6 separate regions of the Homo sapiens genome follow, and regions 2, 3, 4, 5 and 6 are each linked to region 1. Evidence: chromatin loops called from intact Hi-C (ENCODE). Cell type or tissue: PC-9. All regions are shown on one strand. Region 1 holds the start of LOC107985379 (a long non-coding RNA gene). Region 2 has its middle 120 kb from the start of NFIA-AS2. Region 3 overlaps LOC101926964 (a long non-coding RNA gene). Region 4 overlaps PATJ (PATJ crumbs cell polarity complex component). Region 5 has its middle 45 kb from the start of CYP2J2. Region 6 overlaps NFIA (nuclear factor I A).

Region 1 (5,000 bases):
TGGGCAATGGGCAATGATCTAGATATAGTCAGCAGGTCATCCTTATCAGGCTACAGTGAGAAGGATCACCTAATTTTCCAAGCGATGTACCGTGCTTTCTCAAACAGAAAATCTGCTATCCCAGAAAGGCCTTCCATGGCCTTGTGCTGCTCCCTGGCACCAGCAGCTGCAGGACATTTGCTCCCAATGAGTCAGCATTCTCCCTTTGTAGACTCTATGCCTGCCTGATTATCAGCTTTACTGTGGAACCTTCAGATAGTCAAGGGAAGGAACAGATCTCTTGCTCCTAACACCTTGACCATAGATCTTTAAATTGAACAACAAAAAATTTCTCATATGGTACTCTGCTTCTGATCTAAAAACTTGCTTTGGGATGAGGAATACAGGAAGAATGGTAATTCTTATTTACCCTACCAAGGGAGATATGGTAAATAAGAATTGGACACAGTGGTTAATTCCAAATATCATTCCATCATATGAGCTGTTGTTATTTGTGATGTTACTAGCAGCCAGATCACACCATCTTCTTTAGCAATCCATTCTGCCCCTAGCATCACAGCTTTAAAATGGAATAGGGTACATTTCATAGACTCACAAAAATCCAGCTTTATTTATGTAGCAAGTTCAGATAAGTGATATGATTTGTTCAAATTCATACAGCAGAACCAAGGGTAGATGTCACTTTCAAGTTCAGGCTTCCTCCCAGACCAATTGCTATTTTATTTTATTTTTCCAGACCAACATTTTGTTAACTGCTGATATCTTGTTTGTTGCACAATCCTTAAAGTCAGATTGTTTTCTTATCCTGGCCTTACTGTTTGCTAGCTGGATGTACTTGAGCAAGTCACTTTACTCCGCTGAGACTTATATTCTAATCTGTTAGATAGAGACTCTCATCTGGGGGAAATAATATATGCCCCTTATAATCAATGTGATGATTATATAATTTAATTCATATAAAGGTTTTAGGACAGTGACTTGTATATGATAATTTCTCCATAATTTTTTTAACATTTTAGATAAAGTTGTTTTTTAGATGCTCACCTGGCTCTTGTTTTTTTCCCCTCCTTTATAATTATAATTATTATGCAACAAATGTTACTGTGTTTTAAACACTATGTAAGGTAGATATTTTTAAAATAAGATTGATTATTCTCTAGGTTTTGTGAATAAGAAAGTAAATAAAATCCATCACTTTCTACACATGTACCCCATAAGTATATACAAATATGTAACAATGAAAACATTTTAAAATCCATAACTTCATAATTAATTTACTATATTTTATTAAGTTTTTGAGGTTATGTCTATTTTAAGCATATGGTAGAAACGTTATGTAATGATATACTACTATGAATCTCTTTTCAATTTCGTGTTCAATGACATTACCTTGATTTTGAAATCAACCATGGTGGAAATATTTATACCATGAAAATTGGCAAATGCTGTAAGTCAGGGCTTGATGTATTGTTTTGATGATTTCGCTAGACTTGATAGGTTAATAATGCTGTATTCTGTCTGTGACTATTGAGTCATAAACAACATAAATAACAGGAAATATTTTTCAGTATTAGTGGATTTAACACTATTAGTGAATTTAACAAAGATTCGGCTAATACCATTAACAAACAAGTGAAGTTTTAATATATGCCTTTGTCCATTCACTTTTTTGCTCCCAGTTAACATAAATGAAAATATCAAGCACCATTCATTTCACAATCACACTTGTTGATCAGTGAAGTAAGAGACATTTTTGCTGAACCAGACAGTATTTAAACGTTTATTTGCAGGCTGATATTGTCAAATAATGGTTGGATTGCAATAATAGCTTGGCCATGAATACAAGAGTTCAACAGAAATTAACTAATGTATTCTATGAGAATCAATTAGCTATATGGAATTTATAATAAAGATTATTGTATATTTTATATATATAACATGTAAATTGTGTGCTACTTGTCCTGTATATGAGTGAAATGTATAATAAACTTATGTACATGTACATATGCACATATTTTTCCCCCAGGGAGCTGGTTGTTAAATATTTATCAGCACACCACTGTCCCCAATTCATATCTACCTTCTAGTCATCACCTCTCTGGCTTTGGAGCAGATCATAAACTCTAGAATCCAGACACCAGCCAGTGCAGTACTTCACAAGCTCTGCAGTACTTCTCAGGATCTGTTTTCCCAGGATGACCTTGTGTGAGCTGTAAGTCATCAAAACCTGGTTCCTTTGATCTGCCCTGGGGAGAAAGGAATTATGTCCCTTTAACATGGACAAAACTCCACGGGACCTCAGCTTGCAAATTCAGGATTAAGAGAACTTGAAATTCATTGACATTCTACAAACTCAGAGCTAACGAAGCCTGTGAGGGTCATCCCTTCCAGAACTTTCGTCTTTATGGAATGAGTATCAGAACAGGCCAGTCTCAGGCTCATGTCTGAGTGATTTATCATTTTCATTCATCACCTCTAAGGCTGAGCTGGCCCCAGTTTCCCTTGTCTGGGCTATGGATGTCCCCTGCTGGAATCCAGAGCTCACTGCAGCTCAGGGAATTAGAACAAATGCTGCGGCCGTAGATGCATTGTGTGTATGTGTAAGAACACACTCGCTGTCTGCGTGCCTCTCGACAGGAAACCACTCCGGAAATTCACTCTCTTGTCCTGGTTTTACAGGTCTGCCCTCATTTACTGATTTCATGTCCCAAATGATTGAGAATCATTATTTATCAAGTCTTTTGAATAATGTCTACCACATGGTAAGCTCTCAATAAACATTTACTGAAAAAAATGAGCATAGCCTTGTAAGGTACATTATGCGTGATCTAATTTCATCCTCACAACAATCAAATAAATTAGGAACTATGGTTAACTCCTTCTTGTTTTCAGGTGTTGGAACTCAGGCCTAGAGGTTAGGTCACTTACATAAGGTCACTTAGCTTGGATGTGGCAGCATCAGCCTTAGGGCATAAGTGTCCCTGTCTGCAGGCTCGCTGCTCTGCTACAGCCTGCCATGCAGTCTCCAAAGGGTTCCTTCTCCACAGCTTCTCCAAACAGAAATACCTGCTCCTTTTTGCTTTCGTATTTCCCCACTCCCAGTATTCACCCAGGGTGAATCTCGTCCTTTGTCCTGCTTGCTGTGTACCCTGGCCAAATCCCTTCGCCTTTCAGAGCCTGAGTTTCTTCATCAGATAAATAAAGGGGATGGATTAGCTGACTCTTAATTTTAAAATGCCAATTCTAAAATGCTGACGCTTTCTGAATTTAATTTCAGGATAGACATGCTGAGGTCCAAATTGCTAGGGATTTCCTCTCTGGCCAAGGAAACAAAACTCAGTCATATACTACTTGTGAGTTTGTATCAGGAGGATGAAATTAAGCCCCAAAGTCTGCACTGCCCTTTGGGAACGTACTTTTTCAGATCAGAAGCCAACGATCACTTACATGAGAGGTTATCAGTAGATGGACAAAAAGCACCATTTCTCTCTTCTCTCCAGTGAGCCAAAGCATGGTTGCCAATTCAGACAGCCAGTTGGGAGTTTTCAACATGTGACAAGCCCAAAGGCATTTCTGAAGCTGCCAGCACAGAGGCCTGTCGAATCTGCTAAGGAACCAGATGCAGCAGATAAATATCTTCCACAGCTTGGCATCTGGGGCCTGTGCTTGCCAGCTGAGAGAAGGGGCTGTGTTGCACAGTGCTGGGGGTGGGGATGGCAGAGAGACAGCAGCTGAACAAATCACACATATTTCTCATTGAAGTAGAAAAAAAGGCAATTCTAGAGAGCATTTCAAAATTCTAAAAGGACCAGATTAAATACGGATGGTTATATGTAGGTTATTATTATATGATGGACTGGATTATAAATAGGTAAGTTATATATTGTGGTCTTTGATACCATTGTTTCATTCAGTCTGTTGATATTATTTTGCATTTCTAGAATGCAATAGTCTTTATGCAATTCATTTAGTGCAATTACATTTACAAGACAATCTCTCTCTCTCTCTCACACACACACACATACACACACAAATCTTGTATATCTAGCTCTGCACCAAATAAAAATTACAGAAATAAAGCATTCTTTTCATCATGAGGCAAAAAATGACTATGTGTTGAGTCATGTGTCCAGACTTTGTTTTTTCAAAAATATATTTCCCTTTTAGATTCTTCAAAAGAATTGATGAAATTTCATCAATTTCCTCTCAATATAATTCATAATTATTTATTGAATGCCTACTATGTGCAAGAGATTGCTTGGTGCAATTATTATGAAGAGAAAGAGACAAAGTGTCTTCAAGGAGCTTATTAACAATTCCTGGCATACTAATAATCAATGGGATTTTCCTCAACTTCAACCTGATTAAGGGCATCTTGAAAAACCTTCTGCTAACATCACAATTGGTGGGGAAAAACTGAAGCCTTTTTTCTTAAGCTCAAGTGTAAGGCTGTCCAATCTCACCACTTCAATGTCCTATGAAGGTATTAGCCAATGCAAGAAGGTCGGACAAGAAATGAAACCCATTCAGATTGAAGAGAAAGAAGCAAAACTCTATTTGCAGACAGCCTGGTTGTCTAAGTAAAAAATTCTTTTTTTTTTTTTTAAAATTTTTTTTTTTTATTATACTCTAAGTTTTAGGGTACATGTGCACATTGTGCAGGTTAGTTACATATGTATACATGTGCCACGCTGGTGCGCTGCACCCACTAACGTGTCATCTAGCATTAGGTATATCTCCCAATGCTATCCCTCCCCCCTCCCCCGACCCCACCACAGTCCCCAGAGTGTGATATTCCCCTTCCTGTGTCCATGTGATCTCATTGTTCAATTCCCACCTATGAGTGAGAATATGCGGTGTTTGGTTTTTTGTTCTTGCGATAGTTTACTGAGAATGATGGTTTCCAATTTCATCCATGTCCCTACAAAGGACATGAACTCATCGTTTTTTATGGCTGCATAGTATTCCATGGTGTATATGTGCCACATTTTCTTAATCCA
Region 2 (5,000 bases), 570 kb before region 1:
GTGAACTATATACACATTGTTGTACAGCAGATCTCTAGAACTTTTTCATCTTGCATGACTGAAACTCTATGACCATTGATCAGCAACTCCCCATTTTTTCCTAACCCCATCCACTTTGAGGTTTTTAATTACCGATCCAATTTTCTTACTAGTTATAGGTTTGTTCTTACTAGTTTAGGTTTGTTCTTTTTATTTCTTCAGCATTCAAACTTGGTAGGTTAAATGTTTCAGGAATATCCATTTCTTCCAGGCATATAATTTGTTGGCATATAATTTTTGTTAGTTATATCTTACAATTATTGTTATTGATGTAGCATCAATTGTAATATTTCCTCTTTCATTTTTGATTTTATTTAGGTCTCCCTCTTTTTTTCTTAGTATAGCTAAAGGTTTGTCATTTTTGTTGATCTCTTAAAAAGCCAACTCTCAGTTTCATTGATTTCTTTCTGTTGTTTACTATTCTCTATTTCTGTTATTTCTGTTATAATCTTTGTTTTTTCCTTCATTTCTGCTATCTTTGGTTTTAGTTTGCTTTTATTGTTCCTTATAGTTCTTATAGTTCCTTAAGATATAAAGTTAGGTTATTTATTTGAGATCTTTCTTCTTTTTTAATGTAGGCATTTATCACCACAAACTTTCTTCTTAGTATGACTTTTGCTTATTTGCATAAGTTTTGGTGTGTTGTGGTTTTGTTTTTATTTGTCTTAAGATATGTTCTAGTTTTCCTTTTAATTGCTTCTTTGGTCCCTTGGTTGTCCAGAAGTATATGATTAACTTCATGTACTTGTGAATTTCCCAGTTTTCCTTCTGTTATTGATCTCTAGTTTTCATTCCATTGTGGTTGGAAATTGGTATGATTTCAGTCTTTTCAAATGTGTTAATACTTGTTTGGTAGCCTAATATGTGATCTATACTGGAGAATGTCCATGTGAACTTGAGAAGCATGTGAATTCTGCTGCTATTGGGTGGAATGTTCTTTATCTGTCTATTGGATCTATCTGATTTATAGGGTTGTTCAAGTTTACTCTTTTCTTATTGATTTTCGGTCTGGATGTTCTAGCCATAATTGAAAGTGAGGTATTCAAATCTTCTACTATGATTGCATTGCTGTCTGTTTCTCCTTCAGTTCTATTAATATTTGCTTCATGTTTTTGGGTGCTCTGATGTTGGGTGCATATACATTTATAGTTGATTTATCTTTCTGGTGAATTGGCCCCTTTTTATAATTATATGATGTCCTCTTTTGTCTACTGTGTCAGTTTTTGACTTAAAGCTTATTTTTTCTGTTATAAATATAGCTACCTCTGCTATATTTTGGTTACCATTTTCATGGAATATATTTCTTCTATCCTTTTCTTTCAGCCTGCATATGTCTTTAAATCTAAAGTGAGTTTCCCATAGGCAGCATATAGTGAGATCTTGATTTTTAAAAATCCATTCAGCCACTTGATGTCTTATGATCGGGAATTTAATCCATTTACATTTAAAGCAATTACTTATAGAGAAGGACTTAAGATTGACATTTTATTAATTGTTTTCTGTCTTGTAGCTTTTTGTTCTTTTTCTTTCTCTCTTTGTGTTGTCATTTTGGTAGTGACATGTTTTGAATCATTTCTTAATTTCCTTTATGTATCTTCTATGTGTATTTTCTTTGTAGTTAACATGATGCTTACACAAAACACTTATAGTTATAACAACCTACTTTAAGCTGATAACAACTTAACTGCAATCACATACAACTTTACTCTTTAACTTCTTTCTCCTTCACGCTTTGTGTTAACTCTTATACTATAATTAAAAGTGATTTATGGACCACCATTACAATATTCTGTATTCGTTTATAGATTTACCTTTACCAGCAAGCTTTATACTTTCACATGTTTTTGTGTTGCTCTTTAGCATCCTTTTCTTTCAACTTGAAGGACACTCTATAGCATTGCCTGGAAGTCTAATGGTGAGGAACTCCTTCAGCTTTTATCTGGGAAATTCAGTGTTTCTGCTTCATTTTTGAATGTCAGTTTTGCCATATTCTTTTTTTTTTTTTTTTTACTTTTAGCACTTTGAATATATTCTCTTATTTCCTGCTGGCCTGCAAGGCTTCTGCTGAGAAACCCATTGATATTCTTATGTAGAATCCTTTTCATATGGTGAGTAGCTTTCCTCTTCCCACTTTCAAAATTCTCTCTTTGTCTTTGACTTTTGGCAATTTGATTGTAATGTAGACTTTTACAAGTTTATCTTAATTGGGATCCTTTAGGCTTCTTTTATCTGTATGTCCATTTCCTTCCCCAAATTTGGGAAAATTTCAGCCATTGTGTCTTCAAATAATCTTTATGCCATTCTCAATCTCTCTCTCTCTCTTTCCCTCATTTCCTTCTGGAATAGCCATAATGTGTAATTAGTCTGCTTGATGGGGTTCCATAAGTCCCTTAGACTTTCATCATTCATTTTCATTTCTTTTTCCTTTTGTTCTTCTGACTAGGTAATCTGAAATGATCTGTTTTCGAGTTTGTTGATTCTTTTTTTCTGCTTCATCACTTTTATTTTTGAACCCCTCTAGTGAAATTTTCAATTCAGCTCTTGTGTTTTTAAGCTCCAAAATTGCTGTTGTTTATTTAAAATTTTTTCTCTTTGTTGATATTCTCATTTTGTTCATTTACCATTTTTCTAACATCTTTGTGATGGTTATTTTGAATTCTTTGTCAGGTACTTCATATAACTCTATTTCTTTAGGGTTGGTTACTAGAGATTTATTTTGTTCCTTTGATTGAGATATGTTTCCATATTTCTTTATGTGTCTTGTAACTATATTGGTATTCATGCATTTGAAAAACAGCCATCTCTCCTAGTCTTTACTCACTGACTTCATACAGGGAAATAACTTCACCAGTTATTTCAGCTAGAGGTTGTGAGGGCCTCTCACATCTTTTCTGGAGATGTGTTTTCTCTGGTTTCTCCCAATTAGAGAGGTTTGCAAGTTGTTTTTTTCAGAGCTTGTAATCTCTTGCTCCCTCTGGTGTCTATCTGTAGTATTATAAGTTTTCTGGTGCAACCACAAGCAACTGAGTTTTTAGGTTTTTTTTTTTTTTGGTCCCTCTGGCCCTAAGCAAACAAGGTATGTTGGTTTCCCATTAGGACTCTGAATCAGATGAGGCAAAAACTCGTCCCTCAGGAAGCCCCCTGAAAAGGCAGAATGCTAGACACACATACCACCCTCCTGTTTTTTCCCAGGGAAAAAGCCACAGCTAGGTGCTTACTCTTGATTACAACAAGCCCTGCTAATTTCTATCTGTGATATTACAAGTTCTCTGGCACTGCCACAAGCCGCTGACTCTCTTTTGCTCTCTGTGGCTCCCAGGCATCCAATGTATGTCAGTTCCCATGAATCTTCCGAGTCAGGTGAGACAGAAACCAGTTCCTTGGGCAGCCCCTCAAAAGCTGAAACTTTGAACATACATTTCATTCTTTTCTCTACCTGTCACAAAAGAAGCTGTATGTTGGGCTTTTCCTCCCAGAGATGTGCTGGCTTGGGGGAGGGGCTGACATAGTTAATGAAATAAATTTCTTATCCATTTCAATGCAGCTGCTCTTGGCTTTGAGATTGCCTGGGGGTATTGTGACTTCCTAACTGATTTCTAGGTTCTCATAAAAACTTTTTGTCTGTGTATTGTTGTTTAGTTAATGTTTCTGTTGGGGAATGGGGTCTGGGGTTTCCTATTCCCCCATCTTGATGATGTCATTCTTCTATATCTCTTAAATAATGAGAAATTAAAACTTGCTCACTCCACACTCATATGTGCAAAGACACACACACACCTTATTATCCTACCTATGGCCTCCTTTTTATTTACGCAGTTCTCCCCCTAATGTATCCTCTCTCTCAGCGTTGCCCAGCAAGTATGCCCCAAGGTCCCATGAATAGATTTAATAACATCTTTAGACCTAAGCCATAGGAATCCCTGCTCTAGACCTTGTATTGAAAGATAATACATACCACAAATACAAAAAGACAGATTTATTTAAGAGCACATGGGCACCTCTGTCACTCAGGATCTGTTGTTGAGGGCTGACATATGCAACCGTAAACATTTGTTCTTACAAGTAACATCTTCTGGACCTCAAAGAAAAACTTTTTTTTTTTTTTAAATATCTCTTAATATACGTCCCTGAAACATGCTTTAAAGGTTTGTGGTTTGTGTCATTGCCAATGTTGAAGCTAGTCCCTATTTTAGAATGTGGGAAATATTTGAACAACTGAAGCATTTAGGTAAAAGAAGAGGCGAATTAGTCAATTTGTCCAATCTTTCTTTTCAAAAAGCTTTAATATGGATATTCCTGCTCAATAAAGAATCACTTCCCAGTGACATATAGGGTACTTTCTCTTGCTTCTCTGTCTTCTGGTTCTGGAGATACATCAGTTGGTATGGTATTTATAGGAGTTACAGGTGGCAGATGAAGAACTATTAACTTTGTAATAGTTAAAATTTATATTACCCTGAAATTTATATATAGGAAGAAGTAACATGTACGATGTCTGATACTGATTCTTCACCTTTCTATTAAATCTGGTTACTGTTTTTAAAATGGTGAAAATCATGAGACAAGTGATAATTTATACAATGAAATTATAATAGTTTGTAAAGCTTTCTATGATAGTGATAATTTATCATATGTAATCCCACTATAATGTTTGCATATTCTACCTAAAATTTAAAGATCTTTCTAAATCTAAGATAATAATCTAATTATTTTAATAATTTTATTGATAATGCCAGTTTCTCCTGCCTCTGAAGAGTGAGTTTTCTCTAAACTGAAATTAGTATAAACTTACCTAAGAACTACAGTGACTCAGGAATAATTGTGTAATTTGGTGTTACTACTAAAGGAACAAAAATTATATGACAATCTTGATTATAATAGCATAAATTTTTTTTTGCCAAAATGAAGGAAAGAAAATTTTGTGGAATTAGTGTATAGCAATTTATAAATTATGTATTCCT
Region 3 (5,000 bases), 480 kb before region 1:
AATGGACCCCCATGATATCTTAGGGCAATTTCAGTCTCACCAAATGAAGCCATGAGGAACTACTGATTGCATTTCCATTTGCACCTACAAGGACAAATGTACTAAAATGAACCAACCTATAACTTTGCCAGTGTCCTTCTTTCCCCCAGAAAAGGAGTACATTGTTACAATCTATTGATTGGAACTTAGGTAATATAAATTTGAATTCAGCAACTTTCTTAAGGTAATTGGCCAAATTCTTGCCACTTGGAAGAGACTAGTAAAGATAAAAATGTGTGACACAGCTAAAATAAAGCATTGATTCTGACCTCATGCCATAAACAACTAAATTTTTTCCTAAGTGTCCATGTGCCACTATCATATACTTCTAGGACTTCCCGGTCATCTTTTCTTCTGCACTTTAGAAATAATATTCTAAGACCTGTCAGTATACAGAGATTCTAATTCTATAGATCACCAAGGCTGGAAATTCTAACTTAGTTGATAGCTCCATCGTAAGTCCTCCATTTGGGGGAATTACTTACTCATTGTTTATGGGAACAATGAAAGGAATGATCCCAGTGGTGAGACTCAAACAAGTAGAAAATATTGAAAGAAACTTAGAATTAACTCAGCAGAAGTTATTAATTAATGTACTCCTTCTGCCTTAGATAGAGTACAGATCAATGTCAACTTGTTGGCAGGAGTAATGATGGACAATGTCATTACTCTAAATTTCTTGTTGGCTAGTCAATGTGGTGTTTGTATCATTGTTAATAATTCTTATTTACTTAGATCTGTGAAGCAGGCATAGTCAAGTAGGCTACACTTCACCTTAAAGAAAAAGTGACTTGATGTTCTAAGATTCATCCTCTTGGGCTCTGGGATTCATTCTGTTTACCTGAGTTAGGCAATTGGGGTTCCTGGGTCTAGCTGTCTTAGTGGGACTATTACTTGTCTTTGTTTTGGTCAAAGTTGTTGTAAGCTTGTTCATTATATTCTATCCAGAGTCTTAAATGCTTTTGTGTAGCAGCTCTCTCATCAAATGATTGTCATGATGATACAGCAGTAAAAAGATCAAGAAGATCTTGTGATACGGTTGACTATGGAGACAAGCAGACAACCTTCCATCAGTGAAGATCTGCATTTCTGGTCTTCCTTGAATTGACCAACCTGTTGCAAGTGAGAGAATGACTGAAAGGGGGGACTGAGGGACGTTGTCTAGACAGTGACCAGATCATATATGGCAGTAGAACATTGACCAACAACCTTTCTGGCTATTGATCCTGGAAAGCAAATCATGACCTTCACATCAATTGACCCCAAACAGTCAGAACTTCGTCAATGACTGCCAGCTTTCCTATTTGTGGCTTTCACTTCTAATTCCGGACCAACCAGAGAAAACCAAATATGCTCCCTGTATTAGTCTGTTTTCATGCTGCTGATAAAGACATACCTAAGACTGGGTAATTTATATTAAAAAAAAAGAGGTTTAATGGACTCACAGTTCCACGTGGCTGGGGAGGCCTCACAATCATGGTGGAAGGAGAAAGGTGAAAGGCACATCTTACATGGCAGCAGGCAAGAAAGAACTTCTGTAGGGGAACTCCTCTTTATAAAACCATCAGATCTCGTGAGACTTATTCACTATCATGAGAACAGCACAGAAAAGACCTGCCCCCATGATTCAGTTACCTCCCACTGGGTCCCTCCCACAACACATGAGAATTATGAGAGCTACAATTCAAGATGAGATTTGGGTGGGGACACAGCCAAACCATATCACTCCCTAAAAAAAAAAATCACATAATATATCCCATTTTTATAGCCTGTCTCCAGCTTCCCCATGCCAACAACTTCTAATTAGAGCATACCTGAACACTCCCCCTTTTCTCTCTCTCTCTCTCTTTTTTTTTTTTAACTATAAAGCTTTCCTTGCTTCTTCTGCCTGACTTTGAGTCTCTGCCAAATGGAAGTGACGATGGCTGATTCCTTTGCTATAGTAAGCCTTGAATAAATAGCCTCTATTTTTCTCATTTTTGTGGTCTTTTTTTCTACAAGAAAAAAGTAAAATCCTCTTGAAATTGTATACAATGATTAAAAAGGCTTAAAACTCAGAAAGCCTCTACAACTATTCCACAGAAAAACTGAGTTATTGTTAATATTCAATGAATGATTTTGCTTCATGGTGATATGTTAACACTAAGGTCAGATTATTTCTTTTTAGCAGGGCTTTGTGAAAGAAGGGCCCTGGGGATCTGAAGGCAGAGATGTTTCTCTCTGAAATGTATCAAAACTAATAAAAGAAAATCTGGAAAGAGAGGGGTATATATATGATATACACTGCTCTGAACCCCACAGCTCTAGCTACAGACTGAATAATTTCTTGACATTTGTACAAAAAGCAAGCTGTACTGAGCTCATCCACAAGTGGTGTGCAATTCAGATTTGTTTCATCTGGTAATCTCCGAGATAAACTGTTGTGTTGAGTAAATAAGGGTTATGTCTTTGCCTGTGACACCAATGTCAAAATTTCACTTCTTATATCTTGTTTATTTATACGTTTTTAGGTAAAAAAAAATTTATTATAGTGATAAAAAGAAGACATTGTACAATAAAGGATGTCATTTTTCAAGAGTCATTATGACAAATTATTAACACTACAGTCACAGTGTGAGGTAAGTTTGCAACTCCTCTAAGGTTGCATAGCTAGTAAGTGGCAGAGCCTGGATTTGAACGATGTTTAGTCTGAGCTGTTAACCATGTCGCATAACATCGCCTCTACTGCCCAGTAGGGGGCATTCATTAGCTTGCCATTCACTTGCCAAGTACCCTTGTGACCTTAGGCAAATTATTAAATTGTCTTAATTTTATGTTTTGAAAGCTTTAAGTGTGTAGATTGGACTTGAGTAGCTTAGGTCAGGGGTCGGAAAACTTTTTCTATAAAAAACCCGGTAGTAAATATTTTAGGCTTTGCAGACTATGTGATCTCTGTAACAACTAAAGTGGTCATAGAAAATAGTAAACAAATGAGCACGTCTGTGTTCAATAAAACTTTGCTGACCAGGTGCAGTGGCTCATACCTGTAATCCCAGCACTTTAGGAAGCTGAGGCGGGCGGATCACAGGGTCAGGAGTTCGAGACCAGCCTAGCCGATATGGTGAAACCCTGTCTCTATTAAAATACAAAAATTAACTGGGTATGGTAGTGGGCGCCTGTAGTCCCAGCTACTCGGGAGGCTGAGGTAGGAGAATCACTTGAACCCGGGAGGCGGAGGTTGCAGCAGTGAGCTGAGATTGTGCCACTGCACTCCAGCCTGGGTGACAGAGCAAGACTCCATCTCAAAAACAAAACAAAACAAAACAAAACAAAAAACAAAAAAACTTTGCTTATACGAACAGATGGTGGGCGCATTTAGCTTGCTGGCTGTATTTGCCAACTCTTGGTTTACTTCTCTGTACGTAAGCCTCTCTCTTCTTTGATAAGCAGGGAACAATGGAAGGAAATTAACATTGAGCATGTACTATGAACTAAGCATTGTACTCAAGACTTTTATAGTTATTGCATTTAATCCTCACAATTTAATCTCTATGCTATAGCAAAGAAAGTGGAGTTTCAGGAAGCTGAAATAGATTGTCCACAATCACACAGCTGGTGGGAAGCACAACCTTCTGACTCCAAGTCTCTTTCTTCTCATCATAGCAGCTTCTCTTCTTTGCCGTCCGTATATATGCCTTTCCCAGCATCTCTGGCCATCCTTGCTTCTGACTTTATATTAAGAATGTTGAGAAAGAAATAACAATAACAGCAGTGAAACTTTATGGGTGGATATTATTCAGTCCTCACGAGAATATATATATATGGTTATATCTCCACGAGAATCTCATAAAGCATATTTTCCCCATTTCATAGAGAGGGAACATCAAAGTCACAAAATGGAAACTGGCAACTCTAGGAAAAGAACTCCCGTTTCCTAACTCCTGATTCCCTAACTAGGTCTTTATTTCTAGTCAACATTGTTTAATTAACACAGGAGAATATTTTCCTTTCTCTGAACCTCTCTAAGTACAGCTGCCAAGTCAATTCCAACCAACAGAAGTAGCTGAGACTGGATTAATGATTTTGGGGGGAATATCAGCTTCAATGCAACAAAATTCTGTTAAAGCAATATGGATTGGTGTCCAGGAAATATCAGAAACTCTTGTGCTTTGTCAACAACTTGGCTATTAGGCTGACAGCCACCTGGATTTCTCTTTAAGGAGTTCCCCACATGAAAAATGGCTCCTCAGAACATCTGACTCTTAGATTGACCAAAGTTCTGGTCAGGAAGAAACCTCTGTCTTTGCTGACAGTTTCCAAAATATAAATACAGAGGCTTGAGGATAGGAAATCTTTTCATTTTTTAAAGCTGTGTATTGAAAGAGAAAACCTGGGACTCTTCCCTGGTGACGCTACTGGAAACTTTTCAGTGCTTTTTTTTTTTTTTTTTTTTGCAGCCCCGTTGGAGCCAGTTTTCAGCTTGGATTTCAGGAGAGCTTCTAAGGAAGAATAAGCATGCCTATCTCCCAGTCTTCCCATTTGTGTCCTGGGCCTCTTATGGCTTTGGTCTGTAAGCAGCAGAGACTGGCTCAGGCTGATAAAGGAGAGAAGAAATTTATTAGATGGTATCGGGCAGCTCACAGAACGGTTGGAAAGCTGCAGAGCAGGTGTGAGGTGAGGGCTGGAGAGGAATGATCTGATGAGCAAAGTGCTCCCTGATCCCCCAGCATTGCTTGACTGTGTCAGGGTCTGACATTGCAACCTCAGACATTGAGGTGGGGAGAAAGGGAGGATAGGAGAGGAGAAGGGAGGAGACGGAAGGGGAGGGTAAGAGAGGGGAAGGGAGAAGAGAGCAGAGAGGCAACGCAAGGAGAGACATGTTTCCTTGTGTCCCTAAGATCTTGATTCAGTCCTGTGCCTTAGATGCAAATGAAACCAGGAAAGCAAGTATCTAGCATTGCTGCCTCTTTAAGGAGAAGCAA
Region 4 (5,000 bases), 1.6 Mb before region 1:
AGAATCCAACCAGGCAGCCTGGCTCTTAAGTCCTTACTCTTGACCACCTCACTCTGCAGCTTGCTCTGCATCATTAATGGTCAGAAGAAACGGGAAACAAAGAGTTGTAAATTGAGAAGAAAGAAATATTCATATGGCCATCTTATGATTGAGCAGAGTCTCTTAATTTGTCTTAATGGTGGAGGTGTATGGCACTATTACTGAACTTCTAACTTAGCAAGGGAGAGAAAAAATGACATCCCAATCACAGCAGCATTCACGTTGGTTTCTCTATGCTTCTCCCATTGTTTCATTATGCACATGCTGTTCCACAAGGCAACATATTGTAACCTGAGATTCTACTACTCTAGCCTCTCTTAAAACCTTCCAGAGAAAGTAGAGAAAAACTGCTAGGTTTTCTGTGGGAATTACAAAACTTTGGAATTAGCAAAGTAAGAACTTGCCAAGTTCCCGGCTATGTCTGTTTGAAGTGGCTGATGATTCTTTTGAAGTTTTCTGATCCAGTTTTCTATGCCTCTGTGTTTCAAACATCAGGGTTCATTTTCAAAGTACTGCATGGAATTTTAACCAAATATACCATATTTAAATCAACAAAGGCTACACAGCTAATTCCTTGAAGAATGCCTTCAAATGTAACTTATCTTGCTTTTTGCAACTAACCCTGCCTTTCTACCCCCGAGTCAAGAGACTCTTCAAAATTTTCTTACAGGCTCTGATGTAATATAACACCACATATTTATGAAGAGGATTAAAAGTAAAAAAGAGCCCAGGGAACTCACTAATAAAGTAGTGTTAAACTATAATTACACCAGTATTTTCAAGTAGAGGGAGCTATTGCATAGGAAGAGAACAGAAGAGAACCAAAAAGTACAGTGGCATATCAGCAGGCAATCGACGTGGTAATATAAAAGAGCTGTCTATTTTGTCACTGGCAACCATGAATCACAACACACTTTTCATCCTGAAATATGAAACCATTACATTTTAAGTTTGACACACTAATAAATAAGCTGTACAATTATTTCCTTCATTTAGGATGTCAGTTTTTGATGAAAGGCTTTTTTATTGGGGGGAGAAGGGAGACTACATAATAGCTTATTCCTCTCATGAACTGCCCAGCAGCTAACATTACTTCATATTAATAATTTCTACACTTCCTTAGAGAAAACTGCAACAGCAAAATATACCAAAAGCAAATAAATGGTTGCACCAAGTTGTTTGTGAACAATCTCTGCAGTTTCAGATAACACCAAAATTTAAAAATATTATTTTTAACCCAAATAGGTGAGGAGGTTTTCAAAATGCAACCCACTGAATTGATAATTTAGGAACATTCTAAAGGACGATTCACCAGAAGGAAATGGAAATAGACTTCTACCCTTGAAAGGTGAATATATTTTCCTTATTGCCAGAAAAGTCATTGTGAGCACTAATTTACACAAAGTGAGGCCTTCTTTAGACCTCAAACTAGTGACAGGAATGCTTTCTTACTAAAATGTATTCAGGTTTAGACCACTAGTTATGCTAAACACTAAATCCAATCTACCACCCCTTTTCCTGGACGACAGAACCCAAAGGCAGCTTCTTTGTCATTTGGGGGGCAGGGAGGGGACAAACTAGCTACCTCTGAAGATGCCCCATTATGTATAATCACTGCTTCATTTTTTATGATGACTTTTCTGCCTGTGATTTCCCACGTAGCTGAATGAAATCGCTTTAATGAGTAACAGTCATTTCCTTTCATTTCCTTTACATCACATGCAGCAGCCACCCTATGGAAAAACAGCAGCTGCTACTGCCTACTGAGGTGGCTGCTATTCTTGAGGCTTTGCTGCATAAAAATGCTCAAACACCAGCCTGACTCAGGCTGCTTCTCATCAGAAAGGTCCATTTTCTGAAAATACAATCTATGATATTATGTGCATGTTATAGCAAACAAATGTTATAGAGACACTTCTCAAAACCCTTACCCAACCCCCAGGCCCCCAGGCATATTTACATAGATAAATATATGAAGCGCTTCACAAATGTGCATGTTATTCTTGCACAAGGGTCGTGCTGATCTCTGTATCATTCCAATTTTAGTACATGTGCTGCCAATGTGCACACCCCTGATGGCACCTTGCTGAAATTATTTTAACTGTCTTCCTACTAAAAACAAAATCCCCATCAGTTTTTATCACCTTTCATCATAATTGTAAAATCTCTAATATTTCTTCTTTTGGTAAATAACACTGCAAGGAACATTGTGTTTAAGAATCAAGATGCCGCTTTAGACTAAATAGCCAATAGAGGGCACCAGAGACCAATCATAGAACATGAGAAACATGTACTATGGGAGCCATTCTCTTCTGAAGGAATTTTTTTCCTCTTTATTCAAAAGGCTTATATTATTATACACACTGTAACAGTGTACCATATGTTTGGTTCAGCCCATTTATTTCTGAAAGTTGTACCCTACACCTCTTTTTTTTTTTTTTTTTTTTTTAAGACAGAATCCCTCTCTGTCACCCAGGCTGGATTCTCATGCCTCAGCCACCTGAGTAGCTGATGTTACAGGTGTGTGCCGTCACTCCCAGCTAATTTTTCTATTTTTAGTAGAGATGGGGTTTTGCCATATTGGCTAGGCTGGTCTCGAACTCCTGGCCTCAAGTGATCCTCCCGCCTTGGCCTCCCTATATCCTCTGAGTGGCATCAGCATATACTCAAGCATTCCCTTCTCCCCCTCACCCCTCCATTGAGTTGCTCACTAAGGCATGTCAGTTCTTTTTATCTCAGCCTTTTATCTCTTCTGATTCTTCCTTTCCATTTCCACTGCCACAGCCTTGGTTCAGCTTCTCGTTACTTCTGAGCAGCTGCTACAGTTTCCTGATAAGTCTACCTGTCTCTAATCTTGCCCCCATGAGTCAATTTTCTAGAGAGATAATAGAACCATCTTTAAAAATAAAAAGGTGATCATAATTCCTCCTCTGCTTACAGTACTTCAGGGATACCTACTGCCTTCAAGATAAAGTCCTAACTCCTTTATTCTTCGTGGAAGGAAAATCCTTCAGAACTGCAGTTCTGTCTCGTCTCTCACTTTCCCCATACATATCACTGCCTGCTCCCGTTTGCCCAACACTTTATCCCAGGTATTGTGAAAGGCCTTGTCATGCTGCGTGGCTTAATGCAAACCATCCCCTCAGCCACGAACGCCCTCCCTGACCCACTGCCACTTGTCTAGAGTTTGCCCCAGAGTCAGCTCAAGTGTCTCCTCCAATGAGAAGCATTCCCTTACTCCCTGAAGACCCAAGCACTTCCTACTCTGTGATATCCCTAAACCAAAAAAGACCTTCAATTACAGCATTTATCATAATATATTTCCTTTACTATTTGACCTTCTAGAATTAGTTTGGTCTTCCTGTTAGATGTATCCACAGCTTGTTGCATTTTCTTCATTAAAATACTTTTTACATTTTACTGAAATTATTGTAAATTATTTCCTTTAAATTACTTCCTACTAAAAGTAAGCTTTATGAGACCAAGAATGTGTTTGCTTAGTTTTTGCTTGATTTTCAGGGCCTACTACAATGCTTGTCATGGAGAAGGCACTGAAGAGTAGTTAAAATGTTGAATGACTATCTATTTAGTTTGCGTCTTCCCACTGGACGGCAAGTACACCAAAAGCAAAAGCCACATCCCATCATATAGGAATAACAACAACAGCTGGTAACACTTACTAAGCTCTTGCCATACCAGGCACTGTTCTCAGAATCTTATTTATTTGAACCCATTTAATTCTCACACCATCATGAGGTAGGTATGTACCAACATTATCCCCACTTTCCTGGTGAGGAAATTGAGAAAAATTAAATAACTTAACCAAAGCACATGGCTGGTAAATGGCAGAGCCAGAAATTAAGCCAGCCAGTCAATTCCCAGAGTTTGTGCTTTTAGCCACACTAAGCAATGCTGCTTCTCTAACTTAAGTATTTGCTAAATGAATGAAATGTTGAAAGAAGACAAATATGTTAGAAGATATTTTTATCATCTTACCAAAGTGTATAAAACTGAATCCCCTAAATATTGCACTTGGCCACCAGAGGTTCATGTTTCAGTACCTAGCAGATGAAAAGTTAGAGGGTACAGAATGTGCAGCATGCCTGCATGTACAGGTAAAACATGCATTTGTTTGCCAAATTTCAATGTACAGTTACTTTCTCAAGAATCCATTCATTTGGTGGGCGTAAGAAGACTGTTACATGAACAGATTCAAACATGTGATAATCATTATGCCCAAATGGATGGGATTCAAAGTTTCTGATGTGTCTATAAAATGTATTATATGAATATTTGTGTACATTCCCAAAGATCAAAGAGACCAGATTTCACATAAGCTAAGGGAGAGTGCAAGAGCATCACCTAGAGCGGAGAGGTGGTTCAGCGGAAACAGGCTCTGTCACAGACAGAGACATCAACTCGAAGATGTGGAGAGCTCTAGCTGTGAAATTGCTCTAAAACCTAGATGACAAATCCAAGCTACCATGGCAAACTCAGTGAAAAGACACGAAGTAGAGAATGTGACATAAAGAGGAGACAGAAGGAATCAACAAGAAAAGTGTCATAGGTAATAAACTGGCAAATGCATCAATAAGAGGCATTTAGGAAATAAGAACAGGAGATATATACCAAGAATTGTTCTAATATTTAACATTTATATGCTTAGCAGTATTACCCCAATAAAGAAACACAAGGTGTAACAAAGACTTAACTACATTCAAAATGAAGAATATCTTTTGGGTTTGTTTGTTTTTAAAAAATTTATTCTGTATGTAACACTCAAACTTTTAAAGACATCAAATAACAGGATAGGAATTTAAAGACCACACAGCAGGATGGCAAAGAGATGGATCATAGTTTATTTCCTTTGATAATTTTGACTCTTACTGTCAACTGAGTGTATTACATATAAAGTTGGTCAACTAAACTCATGAGAGGAAATATGGTTAACTCATAGAGTC
Region 5 (5,000 bases), 310 kb after region 1:
ACTTCAATACTTAATGCTCCCAGTTATCTAGTATCCCCAATTTACAGACAAGGAAATGAGCACAACAGGGTGAAGTAAGTTTCCTCCACCTGCTCAGTTGGATACAATAGGAGCCAGGCACTTGGGTCATGCTGCTGGATATAGAGGTATTATGGCATCCAACCCAAGGAGGGACATCTCATGGGCAACACTGGGCAAATATATAAATAGTGACTTAATCATAGCAACTATTTAATAGGTTCTTACTGTGTTCCATGCACTGAGCTACATGTTTTTTCTTCAGTAGCTCAGTTAATCCACATAGTCACCCCATGGAGGAGGTGTGATTATCCCCATTTCACTAAAGGAAGAACTGAAGCTGAGAGGGGTCATTTAACTTGGACAAAGTTACACATAACCAGGAAGTGGCTGCATCTTGCAAAGTCAGGGGTCCTGAAAGAGATGCAAATAGCATGCTGTGGGGGCAAGTGTGCAGTGGGAGTGGGGGTGTTAAGGAGGCAGTTTATGGTTGAGAAGTGACCTCATATGCTTGGGGAAGGGTATATCAAATACGATTATTTGGCAGTTGACAGGTATCTTGATAGATGAACCGGATTTGAAAAGGTAGACCTGAATGAGGGAAGAAGAGCAGGTTTCTAGATGGGGCAATGCCACAAACAGAGGCTCAGGGGTAGAAAAGTGTACTTTGTATACAGATCATAATAATCCTGTTTGGAGGGAAGACCAGCTATGAAGTGTTTTGCAAGAAATGTGACACTAAGGGTAAAGAATGGAAGTCTGATTTTATGTAATTTTCCATGTAAATTAAAGTCAAGATTATCCTTGTAAATATCATGGTTCCTGAACTCAAGAAACTTGCACTCTGTTGGGAAGATAAACAACTAAACAAGCAATTACAGCACAGCAGTAAGTTCTATGAAAGGTTAGGCACAGAGTGGTCCTTCTAACTCAGAGTTAACAGAGACATGTTACAGAGTGATGTCCAAGCCGAGAACTGAGGGACATGTGGGTGTTGTCCACACAATGAAGGACACGGGGTACTAAGTAGAGGGAACAGCTTGTGGGAAGGCTCAGACTGGAGTCAGACCATACATCCCTTGTTTGTGAGGGCTGCAGGTGTTAAGCACAGTGGAAGAGGAGAGAGCAGGTGGGAACTGATAACATGTGAGGCCAGGGGCCTACACGGGGTCAGCTCATGATGAGACTGTGTGCCATGTTAAAGAGAGTATGTGGTAAGGCGCCCTGGCCCAGTGCAAGCATGGGCTGGCTTCCCACTGCAGTCAGCAAATCAATTACGCCCTCCACCGACTTTCGCCTTGTGTATTTAGAATGCATGGAGTTAGCCTGCCAAACATCTGCTCTCGCTATTAAGCATGCCATGGTAACCATTGCACTCCCGTGCGTCAGCGCCACCAGGATTGGTAATAATCACAAGTGTCAAAAACGAGAAAGAATGGAGAAGGAAAGCTGTGCAAAATCCAGCGGCAAGATGATTGGGCTGGCAGCTCCACTCCAGGGCCCCCGCCAGCTGCACCTTCTGCTGCCCCTGTTGGGGGCAGGGGAATTGATGCCGCTCTGGCCTCCTCTTGCCCCTTCTGTTGATCCCTTTCCCTGTATTATTCATCCACTGCTTCCACCGACATTGGAAAATGTGCCGTGCCTTTGCCAGAACAACATATGTGCCCCTGCGTCATTGTGTGTGATAGATAAACCCGCCAACAGCTCACCAGACCCAGGGGGCCTCTGGGTGAAGACCCCGCATTGACACAGGCAGGCAGCATGGTGTCCTGGCAGAGGTGCAGCTCTGAAGGCAAACAGACCTGGCTTAGGATTTCAGCCGCGCAACTGCACAGCCTTAAGACCTTGGGCAAAACTCTCACCCTCTCTCAACCCTACTTGCCTCATTTGTGAAATAAGAGGAGGAACACTTACCTCAGGACTGTTCGGGGGCTTAGAGATAATGAATGGGAGATGGCACAGCACCTTTCACAGAAGCAGAGTTCAAGGTTAGCTAGTATGATATTTTTTAAATTGAGCTCTCAAAAAAATGCTAGGCACAATGCTGAGATCTTTATTCAAATTATCGAATCGAATATATATATAAATATTATATATAAGTCTAGTTCTGCTGCTAGAGCCACATATAATAAAATAAGCCTGTTTCCTCTTCCAAACCAAAGCCCTTCAGAAAAGCAGGGCGGGCTCCCATAGCCCTCGAATCCTCTTTTCCCCAGGAAAAGGGTCCTGAGTCCCTGAGCAGGGCTCATGCAGCCTGGTTCTCACACAGCCACTCCCCGCAGGGCACCCTCCACGCTGGCCAGTGTCTCTCTCAGAGATGATGCCCAGGTGGGCTTTATGTCTTTCCTTCCAGCCCTAGGAGTCACTGCATTTCGGGGCGCACACGGAGGACCTGGGCCTGGAGCTGTCAGGGCTGGTGCCTTCATCCGGCACACACCCCATCGTTTTTCCTTCTGTCCCTGGACGCCGCCTCCCAGCCGAGAGCGCGGTAACATGGGCTCCAGCGCCCTCTAGTGGAAGGCGAAGGAAATCTGCGGTCAAGGAGCTCAGGATCAGCGTGGGAAGAGGGAGGAAGAGAGAAAGTGGCTGATTATCTGCGTGAAAATCATAATTATTAAAAATGCCCGCCCAATCCACCCCCGTAGCTGCCGTTAGTTTGTGTCTGGATTGAATGTCAGTCTCGCCAGGTTAGTGTGAGATGGGTGACTTCCCAGAGGACTGCTATTTCTAAAGTCAGTCAGGAAAGAGGCAAGGGTGTCCTCACCTCCCATGCTTTTAATTAAACCTCATTATCCACCTCCCCACCAGCGTTCCTTCAGCTATGCTAAGAATATAAGGAGAAGGCATATTTGAACATATCGGGGCCCAAGCATCAAAAGTAGAGTGATCCCGTTTGGCACAGCTGCCCCATAGGCTCTTGGGGGGGATGGCAGGAAGGGGTATGATGAGCAGGAAGAGAACACCCGAGGCAGTAGTGGGGGATTACTGGGAACAACATGAGGTTAGATAGCAACTTGAGTTGGCGCTCGGGGTTACTGAAATACCCACCACTGGCCCCATCCTCCTGCCTTATGCAAATGAGTGGCTTCTTTCTCTACCAATAACTTTCTGGGGGTCATTGGGCAAGTCGTTTCACCTCCTGGGCAAGGTAGTGTCAGAGGTCCTCCATTCAGTTGTAATATTCAGTGAATATTCAATGAGCTCTAACATCAGATGGTCACCAAATCAATTTCAGCCATCTAGCAGACTGCTGCCAGACTGGGCCACAGGTCTACTGCACTGTTTTTTGTTTTGTTTTGTTTTTGTTTGTTTGTTTGTTTGTTTGTTTTAGACAGAGACTTGCTCTGTCTCCCAGGCTGGAGTGCAACCTCCACCTCCCAGGTTCAAATGATTCTCCTGCCTCAGCCTCCCAAGTAGCTGGGATTACAGGTGCCTGCCACCAGGCCCAGCTAATTTTTGTATTTTTTAGTAGAGACGGGGTTTCGCCATGTTGGCCAGGCTGGTCTTGAACTCCTGACTTCAAGTGATCACTCGCCTCGGCCTCCCAAAGTGCTAGGAAAACATAGAACTAGAACTATCATCAAATATCTGATGTAGCATTGACGCCATGGTTTTCTTCCTTCATGGTAACAGGGCGGTCTTCAACAAGCCAAAAATGAAGAAAAACATGGAGGTTTTTTTTTTATTGCCTTCATTTAGTATCTTTACAATCAAAGGAGTTTACATGCAGGAATCAGACTCAGAAATTACACTGTCTTATCCCTCATATGCAGGGTTATATAATAACAGCTTTCCCAGATTAAAATTCTTCAATGGTTTCAAAATTTCATAAGCGTATCATTGAGAGGTGACAGCGTGCTGGCAGTCCTCACAGCCCTCGTTCACTCTTGGCGCCTCCTCTGCCTGGGCTCCCACTTTGGCGGCACTTGAGGAGCCCTTCAGCCCACCACTGCACTGTGGGATCCCCTTTCTGGGCTGGCCAAGGCCAGAGCCAACTCCCTCAGCTTGCAGGGAGGTGTGGAGAGAGAGGCGCGAGCCGGAACCGGGCCTGCGCGCGGCGCTTGCGGGCCAGCTGGAGTTCCGGGTGGGCGTGGGCTTGGTGGGCCCCGCACTTGGAGCAGCCGGCCGGCCCTGCCCGCCCCGGGCAGTGAGGGGCTTAGCACCCGGGCCAGCGGCTGCGGAGGGTGTACTGGGTCCCCCAGCAGTGCCAGCCCACCGGCGTTGTGCTCGATTTCTCACCGGGTCTTAGCTGCCTTCCTGCGAGGCACGGCTCGGGACCTGCAGCCCGCCATGCCTGAGCCTCCCCCTGTTCCGTGGGCTCCTGTGCGGCCCGAGCCTCCCCGATAAGCGCCGCCCCCTGCTCCACGGCGCCCAGTCCCATCGACCACCCAAGGGCTGAGGAGTGCTGGGCGCACGGCACGGAACTGGCAGGCAGCTCCACCTGCAGCCCCGGTGCGGATCCACTGGGTGAAGCCAGCTGGGCTCCTGAGTCTGGTGGGGAGGTGAAGAACCTTTATGTCTAGCTCAGGGATTGTAAATACACCAATCCGCACTCTGTATCTAGCTCAAGGTTTGTAAACACACCAATCAGCACCCTGTGTCTAGCTCAGGGTTTGTGAATGCACCAATCCACACTCTGTATCTAGCTACTCTGGTAGGGCCTTGGAGAACCTTTGTGTCCACACTCTGTATCTAGCTAATCTGGTGGGGAGGTGGAGAACCTTTGTGTCTAGCTCAGGGATTGTAAACGCACCAATCAGCGCCCTGTCAAAACAGACCACTCCGCTCTACCAATTAGCAGGATGTGGGTGGGGGCCAGATAAGAGAATAAAAGCAGGCTGCCCAGGCCAGCAGTGGCAACCCGCTCGGATCCCCTTTCATACTGTGGAAGTTTTGTTCTTTCTCTGTTTGCAATAAATCTTCCTGCTGCTAACTCTTTGGGTCCACACTGCCTTTATGAGCTGTAACACCGCGAAGGTCTG
Region 6 (5,000 bases), 1.2 Mb before region 1:
GTAGTAGTTTGCCATTTTCGGAATTGTTCTGCAATGTGAGTGGATTCATTGTCCTTGCGGGCCATGTTATATACTTAACTGCTGACTGCTGAACCAAAACAAACTAAAGGAACAAATAAAAAAGGAATATAACTGCATTTTCTTTTTCCAATATGTTACAGAAAAACATTGCCCTTTGACTGTCCCGTTATATATTGCAGATCTCAGCTACTACAAAAGATTTAGTTCTCCATGTGCCTCCTCAATGCTCAAGGAGGATCACACCTGTGTGGGTAAATTCATGAAATACTGTGAAACAGCCAGGCTCCGTAAGGAAAGTGTGTTACAACAGGAAGTCAGTGAGCAAGGGTAGTCCTCCGCTAGCCACGTCACCTAATGCTCACGCTACCATGGAAACACTTCAAATGTTACAAAGCCCAACCATTTCCAGCACCATATGAGAAATTACAACAGTCCCTAAAGTATTTTAAAAAAAAAAAAATCCCAAAAGGTTATGGCCTTTGCTGTTTGACCATAATGCTTGCTGTTTCCATGTACAAGTTGATTTGAATCGGTTTTTCTCCCCTTCCGCTGATAGTGAAGTTGTAACTGCGCTGGGTTGAGGTTGCGTCCATGTTACAGAGTTGAGAAGGGGTCAGGTGGTCTGTCTGGTGGATGGTGGGACGCTGCAACTTTTATCCCAGGTACCAGGACTGGAAGACAAAAGGAAAAATACAATTAAAATCACAATTTGTAAAAACGTGTGTTTTAGAAGTTGCCTTTTCAACCACGAAATCAGGATCTACGTTAGGGATGCGGGAGGGATTCGCTGGGAAAAGTAAAGGCACGACAGACAATAAAAAATCCTGTGACACTGAAACTGATCTTATTCTTCTGAAATTATAATTCATTGTCTTCATTGGGGTTTTCCAACATTCTGAGTATATCTTACAGAATGAGGTATTTCTGTTCACTTGAAATACAAATAAGGGTTTTGTTAACTGATGGGGGCAGTTATAGGAGGGCAGGAAACTTGACCATCTTGTTTATCATTCAATCCTCAGTGCCTAGCCCAGTGCCTGGAATACAGAACGTTCTTAATGAAGAAGAGTTGAATGAATGGAGAATGGGTAAAGGGAGGGGTTTCATGTGGCAATGAATGGCTACTCTGATGATTTTCAACATCTCCTTTCAAATGAGGTGCAGGCACTGAAGCCATGATTGTGACACTCTCCTAACAGGCCCAGATGGTCAATAGCGACACAAGAATAAGTGGAGGTAAGGTGGAAAAAGTGCTGGACCCAGTCTTCCTGGGTGATTTTGAGCAAGTCACAGTATTTTTCCTTCCTTACATATGTAGGATTTTATGAGGGAAGATGCTCCTTTCAGCCCAATATATCTAAAATGGTATTTTCAAACATGAAACATAATAACTAAGTAGGATCAAGATTTTACTCTATTAAGTACCACATTGTCCAAAGGAAAAATGAGGCCACTGCGTACCCTTCATTCATGCTTGCGTCCATGCAGCATTTATTTAGAGCCTTCTGTGTGCCTGCCAGGCCCAGTTACTGGTTACCTTTTCCTTTCGTAAATCCTTAGGTGGTTAGCTTTGAGCAATTGTCTGGTCATATATCACTTTATCTGCTGGCATTTCTTTTTCTGTTAGCTAGACAGAATGAGCAATTATGGACTAACATCAGAGTTAGTTTCTCCAGTGAAATAAAAAAGTATGTGGCTTTTGCCGACTTTTCTCTAGAGATACCTTGACAAATTCACTACATTTATCATTATTTACAGAAAAATTACCAAGGCCTAACAAAAACCAATGCTTCTGAATTCTTTAAGTTGACGGTATCAGAAAGGGTTCTAATTGGGTTGCTTCAGGCAGGTGAAGGATCATCCCTGTGGAAGAGATTCCATTAGGTAATGTAAGGACTCATTTGGTCCCCAGGGATGAATGGCTAAGTGATAGCTACATGGAGTTTGGTATAAGATTTCCTAGTCACACAAGCCACCTTTGATTTCCAGAGGAGTTTAAAAAACTTAAGCCCAGACCGAAAAACTACGCATCCTGTAGACTTTCAGATGTTATTCTTTGACCACATGCTTTGAGGAACACAATAAAGCCTCTTGTGTCCTGAAAGGAAATCAGCCTGGCAAATACACATGGCCTAAATCTAGCTGGACAAAAGAAAGAAGAGGGGGAGAGAAAGGAGAGAGAAAGCAAACCCCAAACTGTGTTTCTAGTAGGCCTCTACCTAACAGCTGACTCTCATCCACGTTAGAGCCGCTTCCTCCCTTCTACAAAACAGGTTCAAACTTTGGGTGCGGGGAATAATGCTTACTATTTCTGTTTTCACACTTTCTAAGTCGGTTGTGAAATTCCAGACTTCTTCAATCTGACACTAAGGTAGTTCTTGAAGCAAAGGCCTGGCACCCAGTGAGTCAGCAGGGGGAGCAGTTCTCCACACCACAGTTTCTGGACGAGACCTCAGGGCACTACAAAAATCTGCAGTGCCTCTGCACTTCTCTTAAAAAGCAAAGCAAAAAAAAAAAAAAAAAAAAAAAAGTTTCTTCACACATCTTACTATTCAGTATGTGCCTTGCCGACAAGGTTACCCCAGAGCAGCTCTGTAATCCTTCACTGAAATAGGCTTTATTGATTGCTCTGGTCTATTGTTCTCTTTTCAAGTCCCCCAAGTTCAAGTTCATCCTGGTGTTACATCATGTCTGGTTGCTAAGAGCAACCAGACAGACCCAGACGTGACTATCATTAGCAAGAAACCCTCTGCTCTCCTCCCACCAACCTTCCAGTGGTTCTGACGTAGCAGGCCCACTGCAAACACATTGAAGTATTTATTCTGCCTAATTTATGACCTACACAGCAAGCAAGACCCCCACTCCAAAAACCAACATTGTTGTATATTTAATTAATCTGTCTTTCTCTGGCACTTGGGAAAGTTAGACAAAGGACTAATTATTGTGTTTCACTCTGCACACTTTTCTTTTGGGGGGTGGATATTTGCATGGGAAAGAAAACTACAAGGCCCAGCATCAGCCCCCCACCTCTTTTTCTTTTTGCCCTATTGACATTTCATGAAATACTTTAGCTGCTTAAGGGAATTAGAAAAAAAAAATGCGATGTGAATGTTACTCCTTCTGAGTTGGTATTCAGTAACACAAATCAACTCATGACATGTTTAAATTTAAATGCTAACCACACACTCTCAGAGTTACTTTAAAGGTTAGTTTTTAATCAATAGAAGTTGCTGACTCCAGGTTTTTGGGCTGCACGCTGCAACTCTTGGGCTTTTGTCTAACGTTAAAGCTTTCAAACTTTTTTTTCCTTGAGATGATTTTAGCAATGATTTGCAGACACAGAAGGCTATTGTGCTCTGACCAGCAACATGTCAACAGAGGGGCTGAGCTGCCCTGTGGTGGGGTGTCAATATGACTCCTGAAGGCAGAGGTTGGGGGTCTTTAATAACCCGTGAAAAAACCTTAATTAACCCTTTCAGGCCCAAACCAAAACCTATTCTTAAACTTGTTCACTCCTATAATTTGACCATTAGTACTTATTTCAACATCACACTAATCTTCATGACAATTAACCCAGCTACTTGACCAAGGTTTTCCAGAACAGGAAGTTGGTTAGGGGAACCACACAGGGAATTTTTCTTTTTTGAAGTCTCTGATTAAATCATTTATTTGCAGAGATGGCAGATAGTTCTAATAATAATAATAATAATAATAATAATTCATACATCTCCCTGAATTTTCTCCTAATCAGTTTGTAAAGACACTCATAATCCCATTGGGATGAGTGTGACAGTCACACATGTGTAAGCCAGTCAATTCCTAGAAACTTCCATGAGCTGCTAGTAACACCAGATGGACAATATAATGTTTGTAAAAGCCTACTTTTCTCTTGTGATATTTTCTTATAATTTCTATTATGCAAGCAGTACAAGTTTTAGAACATTAATTGAAGAATGATTCTGCATATTTTCTTCTTGGGTCATATAGGAAAAACATAAAAGAAATCTGAGCTTATTCGATCGTTGGGGTTGAGCAGCAAATCACTGGGAAAATGGTAACACATTAAACAAAAACTATCCTCAGACATTTAGTGACATAAGCTTAGGTTTCATATGCTTTCTGCCTTCGTACTTTATAGCCCCTTAATCTACCCTACTGTATCCAAATGGACTACAAAGGAATCTCCCTCCCTATGTGCAGTGAGTGGCATTATTACAATGCAATATAGGATGATGTTATCTTGATACATTTACATTAAGTAAACACAGAGCTTTGATCTATTTTTTCCTCAGAAACTTTCAGCTATAGTTGTTGTGGAGGTCCACAAATCCACACTCCCACCAAGGCTCCAGTTACGTAAAATTAGTCGGTAACATTCACAATGTCTAGAGTTTGGGATGTGCTGAGCGGGAGTGGGGAGGGAAGTGGGGTGACTGTCCTCTTTCAATGTTCAAGGTGAAACATCAAAAGAAATCTGCAGTCCAGGACAAGAGCTCAGCTTTCCTTTTCTCCAGTCAAATGAAGAAGTAATCTCATCAGGTTGGAAAAGTGCTGACTAAGGATTTAATAAAGTGCCTGCAGATGTGGCGTCTCTAAGGTATTCAACTCATGTAATGCAAAACAGCTCCACACTGAATGTGCTTATAAAATTTCATTTAACCATTGCAGCACGACTTTTTCCCCTCACAGTTCTCTAAGGAGTTTTATCACACTTGCCGCCCGTTAATTTACAGCTCCATGAAAGTTCGAATCCCATTCCGCTGGGATTCTGGAATACTCACAGTAGTCAGGTTTTATGAACCATAAACAATATCTATCCGACTGCATCCTAAACAGGAAGCCTGAAATGGCAGAAGGTACCTCTGACGGTGCCAATCTCTTCCATTTCGTACGCCTCACAGAGAGCAATCAGAACACAGGGGCCGTCTTCCAAAATGTGGTCATGGGGCTGCTGAAGACACAGCTGATGCGGGCCATGG

The links. A loop is a pair of places that touch in the nucleus more often than their neighbours do. Peaks named below come from ENCODE experiments on the same cell type or tissue, not always from the same donor. Only the 100,000 strongest peaks of a DNase experiment are listed, where the experiment ranks them.
Region 2: a loop joins it to region 1, with 4 times the contacts of the local background. A loop is called at or near these places in 12 of 110 quality-filtered maps.
Region 3: it touches region 1 in a loop (14-fold over the local background); 48 of 110 quality-filtered maps call a loop at or near these places.
Region 4: it touches region 1 in a loop (12-fold over the local background); 18 of 110 quality-filtered maps call a loop at or near these places.
Region 5: a loop joins it to region 1, with 4 times the contacts of the local background. A loop is called at or near these places in 16 of 110 quality-filtered maps.
Region 6: it touches region 1 in a loop (14-fold over the local background); 8 of 110 quality-filtered maps call a loop at or near these places.

Annotation. Positions count from the first base shown.
Region 1 is chr1:60,279,066-60,284,065 of GRCh38, reverse strand. It overlaps LOC107985379 (a long non-coding RNA gene), which reads right to left and starts at 3,603. Exons shown (of 4, transcript XR_001738093.1): 1 at 3,448-3,603; 2 at 2,081-2,246. In PC-9, CTCF peaks have their summits at 2,311 and 2,511; a DNase peak (open chromatin) is centred at 2,545.
Region 2 is chr1:60,846,789-60,851,788 of GRCh38, reverse strand. No RefSeq gene overlaps it. Among named protein-coding and RNA genes, the nearest start is that of NFIA-AS2, 120 kb to the left of the region's middle. RefSeq lists an enhancer at 1,826-2,656. In PC-9, a CTCF peak has its summit at 2,980 (motif pointing left); no DNase peak of the experiment used is centred here.
Region 3 is chr1:60,763,170-60,768,169 of GRCh38, reverse strand. All of the region lies in intron 1 of LOC101926964 (a long non-coding RNA gene), which reads left to right. Among named protein-coding and RNA genes, the nearest start is that of LINC01748, 140 kb to the right of the region's middle. In PC-9, CTCF peaks have their summits at 2,585 and 2,786 (motif pointing right); no DNase peak of the experiment used is centred here.
Region 4 is chr1:61,849,608-61,854,607 of GRCh38, reverse strand. The region is part of intron 17 of PATJ (PATJ crumbs cell polarity complex component); the gene reads right to left. It also overlaps the pseudogene RNU6-1177P. Among named protein-coding and RNA genes, the nearest start is that of MIR12132, 6.0 kb to the right of the region's middle. In PC-9, CTCF peaks have their summits at 2,069 and 2,270 (motif pointing right); no DNase peak of the experiment used is centred here.
Region 5 is chr1:59,969,089-59,974,088 of GRCh38, reverse strand. It overlaps a transcript of CYP2J2 not described here. Among named protein-coding and RNA genes, the nearest start is that of CYP2J2, 45 kb to the right of the region's middle. In PC-9, a CTCF peak has its summit at 2,525 (motif pointing left); a DNase peak (open chromatin) is centred at 2,498; H3K27me3 peaks cover 408 bases.
Region 6 is chr1:61,450,995-61,455,994 of GRCh38, reverse strand. It overlaps NFIA (nuclear factor I A), which reads right to left. Exons shown (of 11, transcript NM_001134673.4): 11 at 1-692. The coding sequence ends at 675. Among named protein-coding and RNA genes, the nearest start is that of NFIA-AS1, 200 kb to the right of the region's middle. RefSeq lists an enhancer at 1,477-3,872. In PC-9, CTCF peaks have their summits at 2,233 and 2,442 (motif pointing right); a DNase peak (open chromatin) is centred at 2,474; H3K27ac peaks cover 819 bases.